Linked DNA regions of Homo sapiens: region 1 is linked to region 2. Evidence: read pairs that join two places in POLR2A ChIA-PET (ENCODE). Cell type or tissue: A673. All regions are shown on one strand. Links, peaks and the distances in the headings refer to the core of each region. The heading gives the core; the rest is flanking DNA. Region 1 overlaps LOC124904860 (a long non-coding RNA gene). Region 2 overlaps PDYN-AS1 (PDYN antisense RNA 1).

Region 1 (5,382 bases), core at 111-5,110, 280 kb after region 2:
CCTCCCCACATTCTGGCTGTTTCTTTTGCACACATGTTCCTAGTGAACAGCTCCCCCGTCTCTCCTATTGCCGAATTTATTCTTAACGTCTACCTCTGTTATACCCCCCGCAACTTAACGAGTTGCCGAGTCCTAGAGTTTTTACTGCTTAAATATCTCTCGGTTTTCTTCCTTAGCCCTACTGCCACTTCCTTGGTTCAATTTTGTCATCTTGCTGTAGGACAGTGGCTTTGTAATAGGCCTTTCTCTTTTTTTTTTTTTTTTTTTGGAGAGGAGTTTTGTTCTTGTTGCCCAGGCTGGAGTGCAATGGTGCGATTACGGCTCACTGCAACCTCTGCCTGCAGGGTTCAAGAGATTCTCCTGCCTCAGCCTACCAAGTAGCTGGGATTACAGGTACCTGCCACCACGCCCGGCTAATTTTTTGTATTTTTAATAGAGACGGGTTTTCACCATGTCACCCAGGCTGGTCTCGAACCTCTGACCTCAGGTGATCCGCCTGCCTCGGCCTCCCAAAGTGCTGGGATTACAGATGTGAGCTAACTTGCCCTGCCAGTAATGGGTCTTTCTCTATATAATTGGTCTCTGTATCTGCAAGTTCCACACCACACCCACAGATTCAACCAATTTTGGATCAAAAATCTTTGAAAAATAAAACACATTCAAAAATAACAATATATCTATGTTGGGTTAAGATAAAAAATTATTTTTAATATAAAAGTATTTTTTAAAAAAGAAAATTAAATAACAATACAATTAAAAATTATACAAATTTTAAAAATATAGTATAGCAACTATTTACATAGTTTACATTGTATTAAGAATTATATGTGAACTAGAGATGATTTAAAATGCAGGAGAGGCTGTGTGTAGATTGTATGCAAATCCCATGCCATTTTATACAAGGGACTTGAGCATCCATGGATTTTGATACCCATAGGGGTCCTGGAACCAATTCCTCCCTTCACCCGCTCTCTGCACATACCAAGGGACAACTAGAATCACTCTTTTTTCCCCACTCATCATCTATGCTGTAAAGCTAGCAGTTTTTTTCTCAGTTTTCCTTTTTCTTAAAAACTACTTTTTAACTTTCTGAGATTCACTAAACTATTTATTTATTTTTTTTAGACGGAGTTTCACTCTTGCTGCCCAGGCTAGAGTGCAATGGCGTGATCTCAGCTCACTGCAACCTCTGCCACCTGGGTTCAAGCGATTCTCCTGCCTCAGCCTCCCGAGTAGCTGGGATTACAGGTGCGTGGCACCACGCTCGGCTAATTTTCGTATTATTATTATTATTTTTTTTAGTAGAGATGGGATTTCACCACGTTGGCCAGGCTGGCCTTGAACTCCTGATCTCAGGTGATCTGCCTGCCTCGGCCTCCCAAAGTGCTGGGATTACAGGCGTGAGCCACTGCGCCCGGCCAAACTGTTTCTTTTATTTAAAAAGTAATAAATGCACATGGTAGAAATCCAAACAGTACTGAAAGATATGCAATAAAAAGTAAGTTCTCAGCTGGGAGTGGTGGCTCACGCCTGTAATCACAGCACTTCGGGGGGCTAAGGGGGGCGGATCACCTGACATCAGGAGTTTGAGACTAGCCTGGTCAACATGACAAAACTCCATCTCTACTAAAAATACAAAAATTAGCTGAGTGTGGTGGTGGGTGCCTGTAGTCCAAGTTACTCAGGAGGCTGAGGCACGAGAATCACTTGAACCCGAGAGGTTCTATGAGACCAGATCGCTACACTGCACTCCAGCCTGGGTAGCAAAGTGAGACTCCGTCTCAAAAACAACAAAAAATGTAAGTTCTCTCGTGGTTCCCTTCCCCAGAGATCCTTACTGTTGACATTTGTTGTCTCTCCTTCTACAAGTTTTCTCTGCCTGTAAAAGCATATCCTTAAAACATACATGCTTTCCACACCTCACACACAAGTGGGAATCCACTGTACACACTGGTCTGCACTCGGCTCTTTTCATTGACTATGTTACCTTAGAGAGCTTTTCTCATCTGTAAATGCTGGTCTCTCATTCTGTTAGAGCACTGTAGTATTCCAGTGGATGAACGTATTTATTTAACCAGTTTCTCTTGATGGATATTTAAGTTATTCCTAGGTTCCTGCTATTCTGAAGAGTCACCTTTTGAAAACGCAAATGTGCTGGGTCCGTCCCTGGCTCAGGCATCTTAAATGACTTCCTGCTGTTTACAGCTAGGCCTCCAGCTGGGGAGTCATGGATGCAAGCAGGTTGCCAGGGATACCCGAGGCCTCAAGAGAAATAATGGCATGTGTTCCTGGAGTTCTATGTAAAAATGTTAATTGAACTGCTAAGTGGTTAAAATGTTTTATATGGAGTCAACACAATTCTATTATGGTGTCAAATATAGAATTCTCATGCATTTTTCAGATGGTGGTGGGAGACTTCAAAAGAAATTTGTGGAGGTTTTTTCAAGCTACACTTCCAGATTCCCCTAAAGGCTCATGTTTTCCTTTCTTGCCTGAAGGACATCAGTGGAAAGATCTGAGCACCCAAGTCCACAGGATACAGCCAGAGCCTACTGGCATAGATTTGAGAGTCCACGTTTGATGCACGTAGAACTACTTGCTATTTTTCCTATTCCCTTTGCCTGGAAGGTTTCTGTCCTTTTCCATCTGGTATACTTACTACTCATCCCAAAAGGCAGTAAGTACAGCCTACTGCTGAAAAGTATGGACTTTGGAGCCAGACTGCCTGGGTTTGAATCCTGACCATGTCATATTTCTAGCTGTGTGATCTCGGGCAAGTTACTTAGCCTCTCTGAGACTCAATGATCTCATTGTAAAATGTAGGTACTGAAAGTAACTGGTAAGACTGTTATGAGGTATAAGTGGGTTAATATACGTAAAGTGCTTAGAACAGTGTTTGGTACGTGGTTAGCACTTGATGAAGGTATTGTTGTTAATGTTATTATTTTTATTACTCAAGGTCTAGTTTCCATGATTCTCCCAGGTACCTTCTTCTGCCTTCCCATAACATCTGCTTACAGTACTCAGCACAATATTCTGTACTTTCTCCTCCCCTTTAGGGACGTGCTCTTTTGCAGAGAGGACCCTGTCTTATTTATCCTCATATCCCTTGTGTGGGATGCATACTAGACAATCAGTTGCTGTTGAATAGGTGTTAACTGAATGAGATAATAATTATAATAATAACATAATTATTATAATAATAATCTGAATTATTATATCTGTCTGTCTATTTGATTATGCAGTGACCAGTGATTTTTGGCCCTAAAGGGGCTTTTCACAGACCCCAACATGGTTTGTAAATAAAAACTTCACTGTAGAAACCATTCACACTAAACCAGTGCTTCTCAAACTGCGTTCATGCAGTTTATGGGCATTTTCCGAACACAGGTTCCCTAGGTTTGGGAAATTCTAGGTTACATAAAAGTAAACAGATATCTTAGAGCCTTTTCTAGGCTCATGTCCATAGAGGAATGAGTGGAACGTGGGATTCGGTTAGTAAATTTCTTAATCTTTTTTGACCAGAGCGCTTTTTTTTTTTTTTTTTTTCGCGGAAGGTGAAAACATCTGGTGGGTTAATTCTATGGAATATAGTTGTTGATAAATTGCACGAACTTAGCTCCATTCTCTCTTCCAGCTGATTTGCCTAGAGCCTGGGAGTGTCACTGACGTGCCATTTCCTGCCCTGACAGCATCTCCGCTTCCGTCCTGAAACCTTTATCAAGAAACAACTGTGCAGCCCACGAATCCATTCAGTCAAGATGTATTGAGTTTCTGCTATGTGTACTGACTGCGGGGAAAACAGGATTCTTGTCCTCGAGGAACTAGCTGGGGACTCGGGACAGAGTCAAACACATGCAACATGAGGCCTGGTATGTTAGATGGGCAGAGAGCCGGGACACTGCTGGCTGCGCAGGGAGATGGGGGCCGGAACGTTTTTGAGGAGGATGAGGCTTTGATTTCTCTGGTCCAATCCTCTCAGTGTCAAGGTGGGTAGGTGGGGAGATTAAAGTCTAGAGAGTGGTAGGTGTTTTGTTTTGTTTTGTGAGCTCAAACAGGTAGTCAGGGGCAGACTGGGAACAATATTGTATTTTCCCATTGCATCACCTGCCTCTGAGGCTCAAGTATCAAAATCAGAGAATCCGTTCACACAAAAAGACGAAACCAGGGAACACTTCCTTCCTTGTAGCTGCCTGTGGGTCCCTGAACTTGTTGAAGGCCATTCTGGGTTGGATATCTTTTCCGCTTCCATTTTCCTATCAATGACTCAAGACCATGTCTTATTTTTATACACATTTGTTTTCTCATAGCTTCCTTCTCTAATCATTTCTTGGCGAAGATGTTTGTGGCTTACAACATGCTGCAGTCAAAGCAGGGCACGCTTTGGAAGCCAGAGGGCGAGGTTCGGCTGGCTGCGGTTTGCCAGTCTGGTAATTGCCAGTGGGAGGAAAGTGACACAGCGAGAGCAGGGCCTTCAGAATGCCAAAGAGTTTGCGGTACTGCGGTCCCTGGTGTTCTGTGCAGATACTAAGCTAACAGGAATGTAATACAAGCACAGCAGATTGGAATGAAATAGGCCACCCACTCTCACTCCAGGCTCCTCAGTAGCTGCCCTGCCTGCTCATCCGGGGGCCCAAGGCTCACTCGGTGCCAAGGAACTAGCGTCAACTCCCCAAGAACAGCACTGCTCACTTCCCCCAGCAATTCTTCCCTGCTTTCAGAATGAAATCCACATCCATCCTCTGAGCCTCCCTGGTCTTCTGTCCCTATCACAACGTCTCTTCTGACCTCCCTATCTGCTCCGCCTGCTTTGTCAAGAACATGCCCCCAGCTTTCCCTGTCTTGAGCGTTTCCTGACACTGTCTTCTGCCTCTGTTTGTTGAAATCCCAAGACTTTTTCAAGGCCCATGAGCCATTCACAATTGTGTTCAGCTGCATATAAGAGAAGTGCTGCTATTTGGCTGAACCAAAGAGGGATTCTTTTATTTCATGCAACAAGAAGTGTGGGGACAGGCAGTCTAGGGCTGGGGTGGCAGCTCAGGAATGATTCCATCCAGGAACCAGGTTCTTTCCATGTGCTCACTCCTCTTTCTTTCTTTCTTTCTTTCTTTCTTTCTTTCTTTCTTTCTTTCTTTCTTTCTTTCTTTCTTTCTTTCCTTCCTTCCTTCCTTCCTTCCTTCTTTCCCCCCTCTCTCCCTCCCTCCCTCCCTTCCTCTTGAGACAGTGGTCTCATTCTGTCACCCAGGCTGGTGTGTAGTGGCACAATCACGACTCATTGTAGCCTCGTCCTTCTGGGCTCCAGCAATCCTCCCACCTCAGCCTCCTCAGTAGCTAGAACTACGGGCTCACTGCACCCTCTGCCTCCCAGGTTCAAGCGATTCT
Region 2 (5,382 bases), core at 99-5,098:
TCTGTGTCTTGGCAGGTCTCTTGTAGTAGCAGAGGCATCATCTCACAGGTAGCAGCTGCTTGATTTAAATCCCACCTGTGCTGCTGGTAACATACCTCCCATTTAATAGATGGGTGTGGACTAGAGGAGGATGAAACATTAAGAGAGCAAACAGAAGGAGAGAAGTTATTTGTTCCACAAAAATTCTCTCAACATCTCTTACAGGTCAGGCCCTCTGCTAAACTTAGAGGATGCAAAGACAAGGAAGTCTCAAAGTGCAGGGTGGTGGGGTGGGAGAATACACACAAAATAATGTGAAATATAACAGTGCAAATGAAAACAATGGGGTAGGAATCTAATGAAGGAAATGATGGTATCTTTGAAGTCAGAGAGGACCTGGGTTCAAATCCTGTTTCTTTCAACTCCTAGCTTTGGACAGTAATATGCAAAGACTATTTTTAGGCTTAAACTAGTTAAAATGACAGGTAAAAAATACCTGGAAACAAGTAAAGTTTCCTGTTTCCAGGATTCTCACAATTGCAGCCCAAGGGCCAAATATGGCATATAGAAGGTCTTGTTTGGTGCATCCAGTATTTTTGAAAAAAAAATTTAGTAGAGGAATTAGGATGGCTTAGACCAATAGATCCTGGTTGCCCAACTTAAACCCCTGGAAATATATTTGTTCCTCTAGAAGAGATCTGGGTTCATTCACTGACTTCTCCTTCTGGTCAAGGTGGAATAACAGAGAATGGGTTTATCCTCTTAGCTGAAACAAAAAAATCTGGGGAAAACATATGAATCAACAGTTTTCAAGACATTGGACATCAGGCAACACAGAACCGTGATCCCTGAGAGAGAGAAAACAAAAGAGAGCCTAGCAATTGCCTCTGCTTACTATCTGGAGAGAGTTTTCAGGCCACGGCACAGGACAGGGAGTCCAGGTAGGGCCCGGGGGTCTTCCTGAGTTGAAGAGATGGAGCTGGGTGGCTGCTATGGTTAGAATGTTTTTGTCCCCTGTAAAAAATTATGTTGAGGCTGGATACAGTGGCTCACGCCCTTAATCCCAACACTTTGGGAGGCCAAGGCAGGAGGATTGCTTGAGGCCAGGCGTTCAAAATAAGCCTGTACAACATAGTGAGACCCCATCTCTACAAAATAAAATTTTTTTAAATAGCCAGGCATGGTGATGCACACCTGTAGTCCCAGCTACTCAGGAGGCTGAGGTGGGAGGAACACTTGAGTCTAGGAGACTAAGGCTGCAATGAGGCATGGTTATACCGCTGCACTCCAGCCTGGTTAACAGAGCAAAACCCTATCTCCAAAAAAAAAAAAAAATTAAATTTATGTTGAAACCTAACCCCTAATGCAATAGTGTTGGGAGATGGGGCCTTTTGGAAGGTGTTTAGTCATGAGGACTCTGCCCTCATGAATGGATTAATGTTGTTATAAAAGGGCTTCATGAAGGTAGTCTATCCTTTTGCCCTTCTGCCCTCTGCCATATAAGGACATGGCATTTCTCCCCTCTGGAGGACACAGCATTGAAGGCGTCATCTTGGAAGCAGAGAACAGCTCTCACTAGACATCCAACACTGGCATCTTGATCTTGAACTTCCCAGCCTCTAGAACCATGAGAAATAAATTTCTGTTCTTTATAAATTACCCAGACTTGGGTATTTTTGTTGTAGCAATGCAAACGCATTAATCCAGAGGCCAAGGTGTCTGGAGTTCACAGGGCAGAGTATCACTGAGAAGAGAGCTTGTGGGGAGGAGCAGGTTCAAGAGCACAGGTGACCTCTGGCGATCAGCAGAGAGCCCCTCCTGTCTTCTGAGTACTAATGAGCATGTGCATGTATGAAACCTACCTGAGGAGCAAAGAACCACCTGATTAGATTAGAGGGAACAACCCCAGGTTCCCCCACAGGGCTGGGAATAGTCTCTGTTCTTAGGAGCCAGAGTGAAAAATCTCACAGGGCTTTAGGCAGAGGATTCACAAGGTTTCTTCCTTAGTAGCTGGACAAAATTTGCTCTAAACATGGATATGGTTCCATCTAAAAATGTTTAAAAGCAAAGATTAAACTAATTCCAAGGAACTTGACTGTGTCCCAGAAAAAAAAAAATCAAACATATTTATAGAAACACACACAAAAAAACCTAGCACATGATGATGTAAATTCAGTGTCTGGTATCCATTAAAAAAATTGCCAGGCATGCAAAGAAGCAAGGAAATTCAATCCATTAATGAGGAGAAAATTTGATCATTGGAAACTGACCCGGAAATGACACAAATGATAGAACTGATAAATAAAGACATTAAAACCATGATTATAGCTGTATTTCATAGGTTCAGGAAACTAGAGGAAGGACTGAGTTACTAAATTGTGATATGGAAGACAGCAAAAAGGCTCGTATAAAAAAGATTAGTGAAATTAAATATATAGCAAGAGAAACTATCCAGAATGAACCATAGAGAAAAAAAAGACTGAAAAAAAAAAATGAACAGAGTATCAGCAAAATGTGGGACAACTTCCAGTATAATATACATATACACACAACACACAACACACACACCCTCACACATAGGTATGTGTATAAGCAGATAGACATATTTATAAGCAGATAAATATATACATATGTGTATATATGTGTGTGTATATATAGATCAAATATATATATATATATATATGAGAGAGCTTGAAGGAGAAATAATGGTTGAAAATTTGCCAAATTTGATGTAAACAAAATTCACAGACTGAAGAAACCCAGTGAACCCCAAGCACATTAATTCATCACAGTCTCTACCTTCTACTTCCGACTGATATTATACCACTTTGCCTTACGAGATTATACTTGAGACTCTCACAACATTAAGCAAATGACACCAAGGGCCATTATAATCAAATTACTCAAAACTAGACATAAACTAAAAACCTTAAAGGCAGCCAGAAAATAAAAAACCCAGGTTATATATACACATGAACAAATATAAGGCCGGCATCAGATTTCTCAAAAGAAACAATGCAAGTAAGAAGACAGTAGAGTAGCATCCTTAAAATGCTCAGAGAAAAATAAAGTCAACCTAGAATTCTACATCCAGCAAACATGTCTTTTTAAAAATGAAAGCCTGGGCAACGTGGCAAAACCCCATCTCTACAAAAAACACACACACACACAAATTAGCCGGGCATGGTGACACATGCCTGTAGTCCCAACTACTCAGGGGCTGAGATGGGAGAATCACCTGAGCCTGGGGAGATCAAGGCTGTAGTGAGCCAAGATCATGCCACTGCATTCCAGCCTGAGTGACAGAATGAGAACCTGTCTCAAAAAAAAAAAAAAAAAAAAAATCAAACTAAAGATGTTTTCAGATATCCAAAGGCAGGAAGAATTCATCACCAGCATACCTGTATAGAAAAAAAGTGTTGATAAGTCCTTTAGGCAAAAAAAAAAAAAAAAAAAGATACCAGATGGGAGTCTGACTCTACACAAAGGAATGAAGAGCACTGGAAATGACAACTATGGGCAAATAAAACCCCTCTTTTCTCTTACTTTAAAAATCACTTTAAAAACAAATTTGACTATTTAAAGCAAAAATAACAACAGTGTACTGTGGAGTTTATAATATATGAAGCAATACTATGTATAACAAAAACAATACAAAGGCCAACAGGGGAGAAATGGGAGTATAATGTTGTAAGGTTCTGATTCTGTATGTGAAGTGGTATAATATCATCTGAAAGCAGACTGTGATAGGTTAGAGATGTGTATTATAAACTCCAAAACAACTGCTAAAATAATTCAACAAAGAATTATAGCTAATAAGCCAACAAAAGAGATAAAATGGAATCATAAAAAATATTAATCTAAAAAAGAAGCAGAACAAAAAAGAAACAAATAACAAATGGGGGAAACAGAAAATAAATAGCAACATGGTGGATTTAAACCCAACCATATCAATTATCACCTTAAATGTAAATGGTCTAAACACCCAAATTAAAGAGGCAGAAATTATCGGATTGGAACTTGCCGAGGTCATCTCCTAGACAGAGGTGGGGGTGGGCAGCCCTGGCAGCTGTGCTCTAGCATCTCATTTTGTTGCCTCTTAGACATGTGGTCCCTTCTCTGTGGGCCAAAATGGAAGTCAGGACGCTTTATGCCAGGAGTAGAGAGTGGAGACTTCCCAACATGTACTATGGAATGTCAATGCACAGCAGCACTGAATTAATCTCAGACAGCAGCTGCTAGCACCTCTGAATGAGTCTTCATTCACCACCACCTTCTCCCCGAGATCACTGGCTCTGATTCCGGAGTTCACCTGACTACCATAATCCTAGCAGCTGGGTAACCTCTGGGCGGCCCATCCCACCCTCAGGACAGTGATCTGCCAGCCAGCATTACAGACAGGATCTCCCTGTCAAGACAAATGCTTGGAAACCAGCCCTAAATGCCAAGCAACCAGATTGTTTTCCCCACTTGATGTCATGTGAGACTTTGTCCAATGTCTGCAGAGCTTCTCCCATGGCAGGATAAGCGGCCAGGCTGGACACACAATCTCAGAGGACCCAGACATCCATAGAGATATTTCGTTCATTCATTCATTTGTCCATAGAATGCTTATTGAGTGAGTACCTTCTGTGTGTCAGGCACTGTTTTAGACACTGAGAAAGCAGTGAAGACTGTGAAAAGGCTTGTGTCTCCCAGGGGCTTGCGGTCTAGTGAAGGGAGACAGACAGATATGCAATGAAATATGATGACTGGTAAAATAGCAATCCTGACAAGGTCTGATGGATGCACCCAACCAGGTTTGGAAGGATGAGCAAGAGTCTTCTCGGGGGACAAGGCAGGGAAGGCCACCACAGGCAAAGTTCCAACAGTTACAAGGTGGCAAAAGTGAGTAGAAGTGGGATGTGTTGGGAATGTCTGGGGCTCTGGTCTGCAAGGATAGTACACGTGAGGATGTAAGAGCCAGACAAGCCTGGAGAAATAGCATGTGCCAGATGATAAAGAATCTGTATGCCTGGCCAGGGAGTTTGGACTTGACTCCCTGGCCTGGAACAAGGTATCCTTAAAGGATTTTATGCAGGTGGATGGCATGAGGATATTGGAGCTTCAGAGAGGCTACTCTGGAGGCAGAGGAATGGGCATGTGGGGTCTGGGGGAAGCCGCTAGAGGAAGAGAAGTGAGAGACAGGGCTGGTAGGGAGAGGCTGGCCTAATGGGGGTCAGAGTTAGGTAAATATCTGTCTGGCTGACAAGGAGGAGGTGATGAAGAGGTGAAAGGGGCAGGGCCTGGAGACCTATCAGACATGGGGGAGGCGTGGAAGCTGGGGAGGTCTGTGCTAGAGCTGATCTAGAAGATGTTTCTGTGGGGGTATCACAGCCCAGGGTATCACCACAGACAAAGGGG

Evidence for each region. ChIA-PET counts read pairs that join two places held together with the same protein. Peaks named below come from ENCODE experiments on the same cell type or tissue, not always from the same donor. Only the 100,000 strongest peaks of a DNase experiment are listed, where the experiment ranks them.
Region 1: POLR2A ChIA-PET joins it to region 2 with 8 read pairs; 1 of 35 experiments calls an interaction of 5 or more read pairs at or near these places.

Annotation. Positions count from the first base shown.
Region 1 is chr20:2,232,783-2,238,164 of GRCh38, forward strand. LOC124904860 (a long non-coding RNA gene) reads left to right here. Exons shown (of 2, transcript XR_007067501.1): 2 at 3,638-3,872. Among named protein-coding and RNA genes, the nearest start is that of LINC03086, 29 kb to the left of the region's middle. In A673, for the core only: a CTCF peak has its summit at 4,373; a DNase peak (open chromatin) is centred at 2,239.
Region 2 is chr20:1,957,138-1,962,519 of GRCh38, forward strand. The region is part of intron 2 of PDYN-AS1 (PDYN antisense RNA 1); the gene reads left to right. Among named protein-coding and RNA genes, the nearest start is that of PDYN-AS1, 13 kb to the left of the region's middle. In A673, for the core only: no CTCF peak of the experiment used is centred there; a DNase peak (open chromatin) is centred at 2,244; H3K27ac peaks cover 2,385 bases.